Linked DNA regions of Homo sapiens: region 2 is linked to region 1. Evidence: chromatin contacts called from ENCODE Hi-C or POLR2A ChIA-PET data. All regions are on one chromosome and are shown on one strand. The core of a region is the stretch at or near the end of the contact, and the rest is flanking DNA. Distances in the headings are between cores, read along the strand shown.

What was found. Hi-C counts contacts between places; a loop is a spot of excess contacts on that map. ChIA-PET counts read pairs that join two places held with the same protein, here RNA polymerase II (POLR2A). Pooled maps may share reads with other maps.
Region 2: a pooled map shows a loop between it and region 1 (4-fold over the local background). The contact joins the promoter of WDR33 here to the promoter of TMEM185B in region 1. A Hi-C loop is called at or near these places in 2 of 50 pooled maps. POLR2A ChIA-PET finds 5 or more read pairs at or near these places in 2 of 52 experiments (GM12878 and naive thymus-derived CD4-positive, alpha-beta T cell).

Annotation. Positions count from the first base shown.
Region 1 is chr2:120,221,063-120,225,678 of GRCh38, forward strand. TMEM185B (transmembrane protein 185B) reads right to left here and starts at 2,338. Exons shown (of 1, transcript NM_024121.3): 1 at 1-2,338. The coding sequence starts at 1,914. The coding sequence ends at 862. RefSeq lists silencers at 1,937-2,136, 2,287-2,656, 2,376-2,536 and an enhancer at 2,631-3,294.
Region 2 is chr2:127,809,257-127,813,872 of GRCh38, forward strand. WDR33 (WD repeat domain 33) reads right to left here and starts at 1,915. Exons shown (of 22, transcript NM_018383.5): 1 at 1,756-1,915. LOC124907885 (a long non-coding RNA gene) reads left to right here and starts at 1,995. Exons shown (of 2, transcript XR_007087230.1): 1 at 1,995-2,887; 2 at 3,256-4,476. RefSeq lists enhancers at 1-897, 980-1,920, 1,327-1,406, 1,487-1,566, 1,587-1,876 and 1 more.

The sequences.
Region 1 (4,616 bases), core at 1,088-3,587:
ACCACACTAGAGCCTGTCACAAGTTCCCAAGGGCAGTGGCCTCTTCCTCTACTAACGGGTACTACCAGAGACCTTGGTTACTAACACCTAAATATTAAGACCCATGGGATTTGCAGTCCCTACATTCATGCCTAGTACTTTGGTAAGATCCACACCAGGCACATACTGTTTTATGCAGTTTTCAAGGACATCTGCAATAGACACATATCTTCACACCTAAGCTTTAAAAAATACTTTAACGTAATAATGGTAATGCAGAGAACTAGAATTCAACATATTACACTGCTAAAATATTCATATAAATACTATATATGCATGGGTTCATTCCATTAGAAAAATTCACCTATCAGAATATTAAAGACCAGTATCAGCAAAGCCCAAGGAGAGAGTATTTTAACAGTAGGAACACTAAAAATATCAACTATGAGGTTTATAAACAAGTGGTGGGAAAGAGAACTTTTTACATTTGCTATTGTTATGACAGGCACAATCTGAAATACAATTTTAGATTAGCAGTGTATAAAAATACTTTTTAAACAATAGTTTTGATAGGTACAGTAGCATTTAAACAAACAGCTGTGTGGTTATTCCTTTTGAGGACCTACTAAAACAATTCGACTTACTGCCCCCAGCTACACCTGAAAGTGCGAACCTGGAAAGCAAGTCTCTTACCCAGGTACACATCACACACACCCACATACTGAAACCACCTCCATCTATGATGCATACTGATGAGGCGGTGATCTCAAACACGGCGTGAGACGAGTGTTTGAAGCCTGTTTCCATTTCCAGGTTTGGGATGAATGAACAAGAGGCGAAGGCCAAGTGGAGTCTGTGTGTGCCTGGGTCCTCTCTAGGAGTTTAATCTGGCATATCAATATTTAACTTGGGAGGGGGGGGAACGTATTTCCCAGGGCTCTGGGTTATAACTACTCTGGCCTTCTTTCCAAATATTGGAGCAATTTTCGGAGCTTCTGGAACTGATGTTTCTTCAGCATCTTCACTATCTTCGTGATGGAGATCATATGAAATGTTCCCATATTCTCTTAAAAATGGGAAAATTTCAAGCAGAAACTGACAGAAGTCTCTGCGAATGCCAAACCACCAATGATTGCCCCCCTTTCGCCTAAATGTTGTGGCCATTAAAGTTAGTAAGGAAAGCCAAAGGGGGACAAATATGGAGACGTAGGAGAATGTATTGTGGCCATCCAATCTGTGAACCAGCAGGACCTCAAAAGTGAGCAGAGGCACGACAATCGTTATCCAACTGATAGCCATGGTCACGTGTGTTCTCCGCTGCTCGGCAACCACATCCAGGGACCGCAGGAACAGGAGGGACCAGACGATGTAATAGAGGACGACCAGGCAAAGGAACGACATGAGGATCCACAGGGGCACAAACACCACCAGCCACGGCCAGTGAATAATCCTGTCCAGCTTTAGGGCGATGAAGATGAACTGCAGGATGTTGACCGAGCACAGGATCTCCAGCTCCAGCGACCTATCGTGTCGAAAGCCCCAGACGCAGGCAGCCACGGACACGGGGGACACGAAGAAGAGAGGCATGAAGACCAGCAGCCAGAAGTGGGTGCCCCTCTCCACCCTGTCGCAGACCAGGACTTCGAACATGAGCAGCAGCAGGTGGATGCCCACAGCGATCAGCATGGCTTTGAACTCCACACAGGCCTCTCCCTCGGTGCGGTAGCGAGGGTTGCGGGCCCAAACGCCCGCGCCCACGGAGGCGCCTGCGACGACTAGAAGCTTCCACAGCCATATGGGGGCAAAGACGGCCCAGTAGCTCCATTGGATGATGCCGTCCAGGCGGAGGGGCAGCAGCACCGAGAAGAGCAGCAGGCAGGTGTAGATGAGAAACTTACTGGGGTTGAAGTCCTGGAACAGGCCCCTGGGGTTCATGGCGGAGGCCGCCGCTTGCCTGCCCGGGCCTGCTCCCTCGCGACGCTCGGCGCTCGCGTCTCCGCGGCTTCTCCGGCCGCCGCCTCCCGGGCCCCGCCCAAGCCGGCTCCGCGTGGACGAATGCCGGGACGACCAGGAGGAGGTTCGGAGCGGCGAAGCGGAGAGGCCGGAACACGTGCACGCGCGGTCACGTGGCCCGGCCGGAAGCGCGCTGGGGTGTGGCGCGCGCGGGCACGGGCGGCGCGGCGGTTACAAACTGGGCGCTGCCTCGGTCCCGCCGCCGCCCGCGTTCACTCCGTACCCATCAAGAAGGCACCTAATGCGTGTGGGGCCCGAAGGGGCCTGGCGCGCTGCTGACTCCCCAAGCGGCCCGCGACCTTGGGCGGACGCTTCCAGGCGACTCCGGGAACATGGAGGCGGGAGTGAGCTCACATCCTCCCTGCCGGCCGGGGCGGGCCCTGCGGGGGCGGGGCCGGGTGGAGAGGGCGGGGCCTGGGCGTTGGCACCCTACCCATCTCTGCCGGGATCCTCGCCTCCCCGCGCTCGCCGCGGCTTCCCGGGAACCCGCCCGGGGCTAGAGCGCCCGCGGTGAGGCTCCAGCACCCCGCGCGCGCGAGCAGAGGCGGTGGCCGGGCTAGTGCGGGAGTTTGCGAGCGAGGGAGCGGGTGCCGGTAACTGAACGGATGCAAGGCGATGTGCATGAGCGCAGACCTGTGGGGGCCGGCGGCGGGTGTATCCCTGGCTCAAAGGAAAAGGCCCGCGCGTAGACTCAGGGCACGAGGTGGGGGGGCCTTACCTGGGATGAAGACTCGCGGGGCAGAACTCCGCCTGGTGGAGCAACGGACGTTTCTCAGGCTGCCTGCGAAGTGGCTGTGCAGAGATCCCAGGCGGCAGCGGCGCTCTTGTACCTGTCCCTCTCACTCCAGAGTGGAAGGTGCTGGTGAGGGTGTTAGACCCCACTCGGGAGGAAACTGGATCCAGACCAGGGTTGGGGGTTGCTTTCTGCCCCAGGTCACCCGGCAGGTTAACAGAGAATCGCGTCGCAGATACAGGGCTCCTACCTTCAAGTGTCTAGTCCTCATTTTGACTTATTTGGCCCTGTCTCTGTGTTATTCTCGCAAAACCATGTTTTCCTTTTCCTTTGGAAAAGGGTACTGGACCAGAGGTCAAGAGATTTGGGTTCTTGTCCAGGCCGTGCCACCCATCAGCTGAGAAACCTAGGCAAATTCACCTCTTTCTCTCTGGGCCTCAGTTTCCTGGTCTATGAAGTTGGGGGACAGACCTGGGTGGTGTCTAAGGGCAAGGCTGCAGCGGGTCTGTGATTTGGAGCACCCCTTTCGCCCTCTGGCCATCTGGGCAGACCCTGGAGGATTTCTGTCTTCCCCGCTGTCCCACTGCTCAGCAGAGCCCTGGCTGCCCTCACCAGTCTCTCCTAGTCCTCTTTTCCTGAAGTGGCTGTGGGATGTTGTCACGCAGGTCCTGGGCTCTGAAGTGGGACAGGCCATCAGAGGAACGCATGGCCTGTCAGGGCCTCCGCGGAGTGGCCCTCCCGCACCCTCACAGCACTGCCCCAGGCGGGCATGAGCAGGGTGTCCAGGTGTCGGGCGGACAGTCCCAGCCCCCGAGGCGCTCTCCACAACTTCACTTCAGCCACAGGCAATCTGTGGCCCTGGGGAAGGGAGTCCAGCTGAGTGAGCTTCACCAGTCCTCAGGCTCAGCCCTTAAGGCTGACTTCATAGATGTGTCTTCAGGGCCTCTTGTTTCTGGAGAGCCTTATCTCCCTCCATTCCTCCCCTAAACAGAGTTGCTCCAATCTGTCTGTTTTACACATTGGTCTTTTTTGTACTCTTTTCTCCCAAGAAGGATTTGTCAACTAAAAATTTGTAAAAGTGGAAAACCCCCTCACCAATCCAACCTCTTCATCTGTGAAATGGGCTTGGAAAAGCACACAGGATTGTTTTGAGGATTAGATGAATCAATACATGGAACTTTGCACTTTGCATTTAGAGACCTGCAAGTAATTGATTTGACCCCACTAGGAAAGCAGAGCCCGTGGAGGGGAGGCGCTGCCAGGAGCGCCCCCACCCTCCGGGAGCTGGTGGCAGAGTCAGGTCCTCTGGACCCTGCGAGAACAGTCAGAAGTCCTTCCCAATCACCTATGTAGTCAGATGAACTCAGGGCCTCTGCTGCCATCTTTGTGGCAAAGACAGAGCTCGGAGCTTATTTTCCCACCTTGAGCTCCTCATTCAGAACAAGTGCACCCTCTCCATCCAAGAAGCGGGTATCAAGGTGTCCTGTCACAGTGCAACAGTGGCTCTGCTGCACAGCTCCTGAGGGAGGGCAGACCCAGCTTCCAGGCTTGTGCCACAGGGTGAGGGATGCTGTCTGCCATCTGTCCCCAGCTGGCTTCCTTTGGCCTGCAGGCCTTGACCCCTCCCCCATCATGCCCTGGGCATCAGACACCCCTCCTTCACTGTTTTCCCTGATGCGGCCAGTCTCTCAGACACCCGCCTTTGTCTTTTATTTACCTGTAAAGCTAACATGGATTGTTTGCTATGTGCCAGGTGCTGGCGGCATAGCAGTCCCCAAGGCTGGTACACAAACCAAAGTGTGAATTCATTCACTTACAGGTGGTGTGTGTGGATGTGGTGTTCCAGGCCACCGGCACGGGCTGCTATCCCCCAGTCAGGGTGTGCGGGGGC
Region 2 (4,616 bases), core at 665-3,164, 7.6 Mb after region 1:
TAAGTGCTTAGTAAAAATATAATTAAAGCCTTACGTCAATATAAAACCGTGATGGCAAAATCTGTTTAGTATTTTTCACCAACCAAAGAAAATTATCCAAGTTAAGCCATCAGCTTCACAGATAAACATTTATTTTTGTCTAAACCATTGTAATATATGTAAGCCAAATTCCTTTTTTTTTTTTTTTTTTTTTTTTTGAGACGGAGTCTCGCTCTGTTGCCCAGGCTAGAGTGCAATGGCGCGATCTTGGCTCACTGCAACCTCTGCCTCCGGGGTTCAAGTGATTCTCTTGCCTCAGCCTCCCGAGTAGCTGGGATTACAGGCGCCCACCACCACACCCAGCTAATTTTTGTATTTTTAGTAGAGACGGGGTTCCGCCATGTTGGTCAGGCTGGTCTCGAACTCCTGACCTCAGGTGATCCGCCCACCCTGGCGTCCCAAAGTGCTGGGATTACAGGCGTGAGCCACCGCGCCCGGCCATAAGCCAACTTTCTACCAAAATTCTTCCTAGGAGTACAGGAAAGACAAGTTAAAATTTCTCCCCAAGTTTCAAGAAGATAGTCTAAATATGGAACTTCAAGTCTCAGCAAAAACTCAAATCTATACAATATTTTATCTTCTCCCGGTCAAGGAGACAAAAAAAGCAAAAGTATCTTACAGTAATAAAAAATGGGTAAAATGCAATTAAGGCGAGGAAATGAAAAATGCCACAAGAGGTACAACTAGCATAACTGTCACTAAAAGGTTTGAATTAAGTAGGTTTACCACTGCACCATATTCACAGGCTATATATACATACACACACACATATATACACATATATATGTATATATAGCATGCATTAGCTCTCCAGAGTGTACTAAAAAAGTAAAGTCTACGCTCCCCAGAGTTGTTCCTTTCAGTGCAGGCTTTTTGTTCATATTCTAATGTCTTCCAAAGTTCCTGAACAGTCAACTTAAGATCATGTGTGTAGAAACTACTTTAAAACATTCTTGACAGGCTTTCTACAAGTAGCCCGTATTTTTCTGATTTGATTTAAATAGATCCAATTACGGAATTCCCTACCGACCTGCCGCCGCCGCCTCCTCCTTACTCCGGAAGGGGCCACTAATCCCAAGGGTTACAACCAAGTACAAACATTCATTGTCATTTCTTTTAAGAAGGCATGCTAAGATCCTCACTACTTAGTTGCCAGAAGACAACTTAAAATCAGAAACAGGGATCTAGCACAAACCAAATAGAAATACAACTATTCCAAAAAAGCAGGGCTTTGCCTGTCAAGCTGTAGCCTCATCCTTATAATAAGCACCGATTTCAAGCCACGATAACATCACGGCTAAGTCTTCAGCTGTTTTGCAGATTTCACGTTAACTTCCCTTGACCCTTTCAACCAACTACTTCAACTCGGCCCACTTCTTTCCACTCCCGCCCCAAACCTCAGTTAAAATGCATTTCCCTCCAAACTTCACGTCTTAACTGTGGCCTGACTTACGTCTTCTCGTCGCCACCGCTCCCAGTCAGGGCCTTAGTTCTAACCATGGCCGCTTTTCCCGGTTGGCCTCCAGCCTCCAGCCCCCTCCCATAAGTCTCGAACCTGCCTCGAACAGCCGCCCCGAGGTCGATTCTCCCAGTTCCTCCAACCTGTGCCCAGGCGCCCGTCCAGGCCCCCAAAGCACGCAACGGCCGAGCCCGAAAATGGCGGAGAGTGCCGCTGCCTGCTGCAGGCGAGCAGTCCCGTGTCGCCGCCGCACTCACCGTCTGGCTTTGAGCAGAGCTCCTAAATGGCCAGCGAAGCGTTCGCCTTCAGAGCCAGAAATGTCTCTCTTGTTTGGTCTCCCCACCCCGATCCTCTCAATCCCGCTCCTCCAAAGGAGCAGCCGCCATCTTCCCCTATGGGCCACCGAACGCACGCTCTGGGGTCATCACGCACTGGCGGGACGGCGCTACGTCACGCGCGCCTGGACCGCGGGCCTCTGTGAGGTTCGATCTGCGCATGTGCCTAGGTGAGGTGCCGAGCCGCGAGACCCTGCAGAGCGCTTCCTTTGTTCCGGAGCGAGTAGGACGCGCTACCTCCTGGAGGAAAGAAGCGACTGCGTTTCGCAGTGCTGACTTTTTTTTACAGTGTGAGCTAACGTGTATGCTCTGAAAAACACCCCGTTTTCCAGTATGTGAATGAGTATATTTGTACGGGGCCAGTACGGCAGACATAGCGGGTCGTTGGACCGAGCCCACCGAGAGTGGATCTGTGGGAAGCCACTGTGGCACCTTGCTGAGTCTGTTCACCCGTGCAGCTAGCTGGTGGCAGCCCTGGCAGATCCCGGCACACAGTCAGGCTCCACGCCTTACCCGAGCCAGTTGTGCCTCTAGATTACGCCTCGCTTAAAGTCCAGCGACCAAGATAGAAAAACAGCCCCACGATGCAACCATTTTGGAAAACCGCTGCAGTTTCTGCCAAAGCTAAATGTACGCTTACCTTGTGACCCCAGAAATTTCACTTCAAGAGGAATGAGTGCATACGTCCACCAAAGGCATGTGCAAGAATGTCCATAGCACGTTTATTCGTAGTAGTAAAAAACTGGTAACCTAAATGTCCATCAGCAGTTGAGTGGCTAAATTGTGGTGTATCATACAGTGGATTTCTACAGAGAAATAGGAAGTTACGGATAAACGCAACAGCCTGAACGAATAGCAGCTACTGTTAACTTAGGCACAAAGAAGAGGACGCTGTATGATTCCATTTTGATGAGGTTCAAAATATAACTGCACAGCAAGTTGTTCTCCAGTATGAATCAGGAATCGTACCAGCCTGGGGAACATGGCGAGATCCCATCTTTGCGCGTCGGGGTGCGTTCCTGTGACCGCCTTCCTGTGATCGTTCCTGTGATGGGTACTTGGGAGACTGGGGTGGGAGGATCACTTGAGCCCAGGAGTTGGAGGGCGCAGTGAGCCAAGATCGTGCCAGTGCACTTAAGTCTTGGAAGCAGAGTAAGACCCTGTCTCAAAGAAGTCTTACTTTTGACTCCATAATCCCCTTCCAAAAATCTATTCTAAGGATAGCCTCAGAGATGTGAGTAAGATTTGTGTACTAATCTTTGAGGTATTAATGATAGCAAAAAAAAAAGGAAACAGTAGCAGACAGTGATTAAATAATGGCACATCCATACGTAGACTATCATGCAGACATTACACAGTATCTAAAGTTTTTATGATAACATCAGAAATGTTTATAAACTTCTATATTTTTTCTTTTTTTAGAGACAAGGTCTCTCACCCAGGGTGATCATAACTCACTGCAGCCTCAACCTCCCGGGCTCAAGTGATCCTCTCACCTCAGCCTCCCTAGTAGCTCAGACTAATGACCTGTACCAGGACACCCATACCCAGCTAATTTTAGTAGAGACTGTCAGGCCTCAGAGCCCAAGCTAAGCCATCATATCCCCAGTGACTTGCACGTATACATCCAGATGGCCTGAAGCAACTGAAGATCCACAAAAGTGAAAATAGCCTTAACTGATGACATTCCACCATTGTAATTTGTTTCTGCCCCACCCTAACTGATCAATGTACTTTGTAATTTCCCCGACCCTTAAGAAGGTTCTTTATAATTCTCCCACCCTTGAGAATGTACTTTGTGAGATCCACCCCCTGCCCACAAAACATTGCTCCAAACTCCAATGCCTATCCCAAAACCTGTAAGAACTAATGATAATCCCACCACCCTTTGCTGACTCTCTTTTCGGACTCAGCCCACCTGCACCCAGGTGAAATAAACAGCCTTGTTGCTCACACAAAGCCTGTTTGGTGGTCTCTTCACACGGACACGTGAGACAGAGACAAGATCTGATTATGTTGCCCAGGGCGGTCTCAAACTCCTGGGTTCAAGCAATCCTCCTGCCTCAGCCTCCCAAAGTGCTGGGATTACAGGCCATGCGCCACCACGCCCAGCCCCTATAATCTTATTTTGATATGTGTCTAGAAATATGTAAGGAGGCCAGACAATTCCAGTTCTGTGTGATGAGCTTAGGTTAGGATGGAAGGAAGCCATGGACACCCTGAGTGCAAGGCAGGAAAGCCAGGATAGAAGGCAGGATTCTCAAGGGCTGAAGGTAGGGAATGGGGTCAGGAAGGTAACGCTAAGAAGTCCGCTCATCAATTGGGTTTAGAAGTTAGGCAGAAAAGACAAGCAAGTGGTCAGTTCCTAGAAATTATACTGGGAGTGGTAGAGGAGGCATTCAGGCAGTGTCCTGATCCCTGAAAATCTTTAAAATGTACTGAATTGGAGGAGCAGTCTAATCAAGGGCAAAAATCCTTCACACCTGTAACCTCACAGGCCCCTTCCTGGAAAATTGTTTTTTAAATTGACCAGGAGACAAATGAATCTGTTAAGTATACTGCAAGGATGCAGTCAGCCATATTCTATATTTTATAAAATTTTACATGTGATACATTTTCTTCCAATAAAAATTTAAAAACTGAGGAAAGAAACTGTTAGAGATTATCTGTTACAGGTTAGAGACTTAAGAGGCATATCAACCAAATGGAATGTGTACTCCCTATTTGGGTCCCAATTGAACAAACTGGGGGGAAAAGACATTTTAAAGAGTTTTTAAATTTGT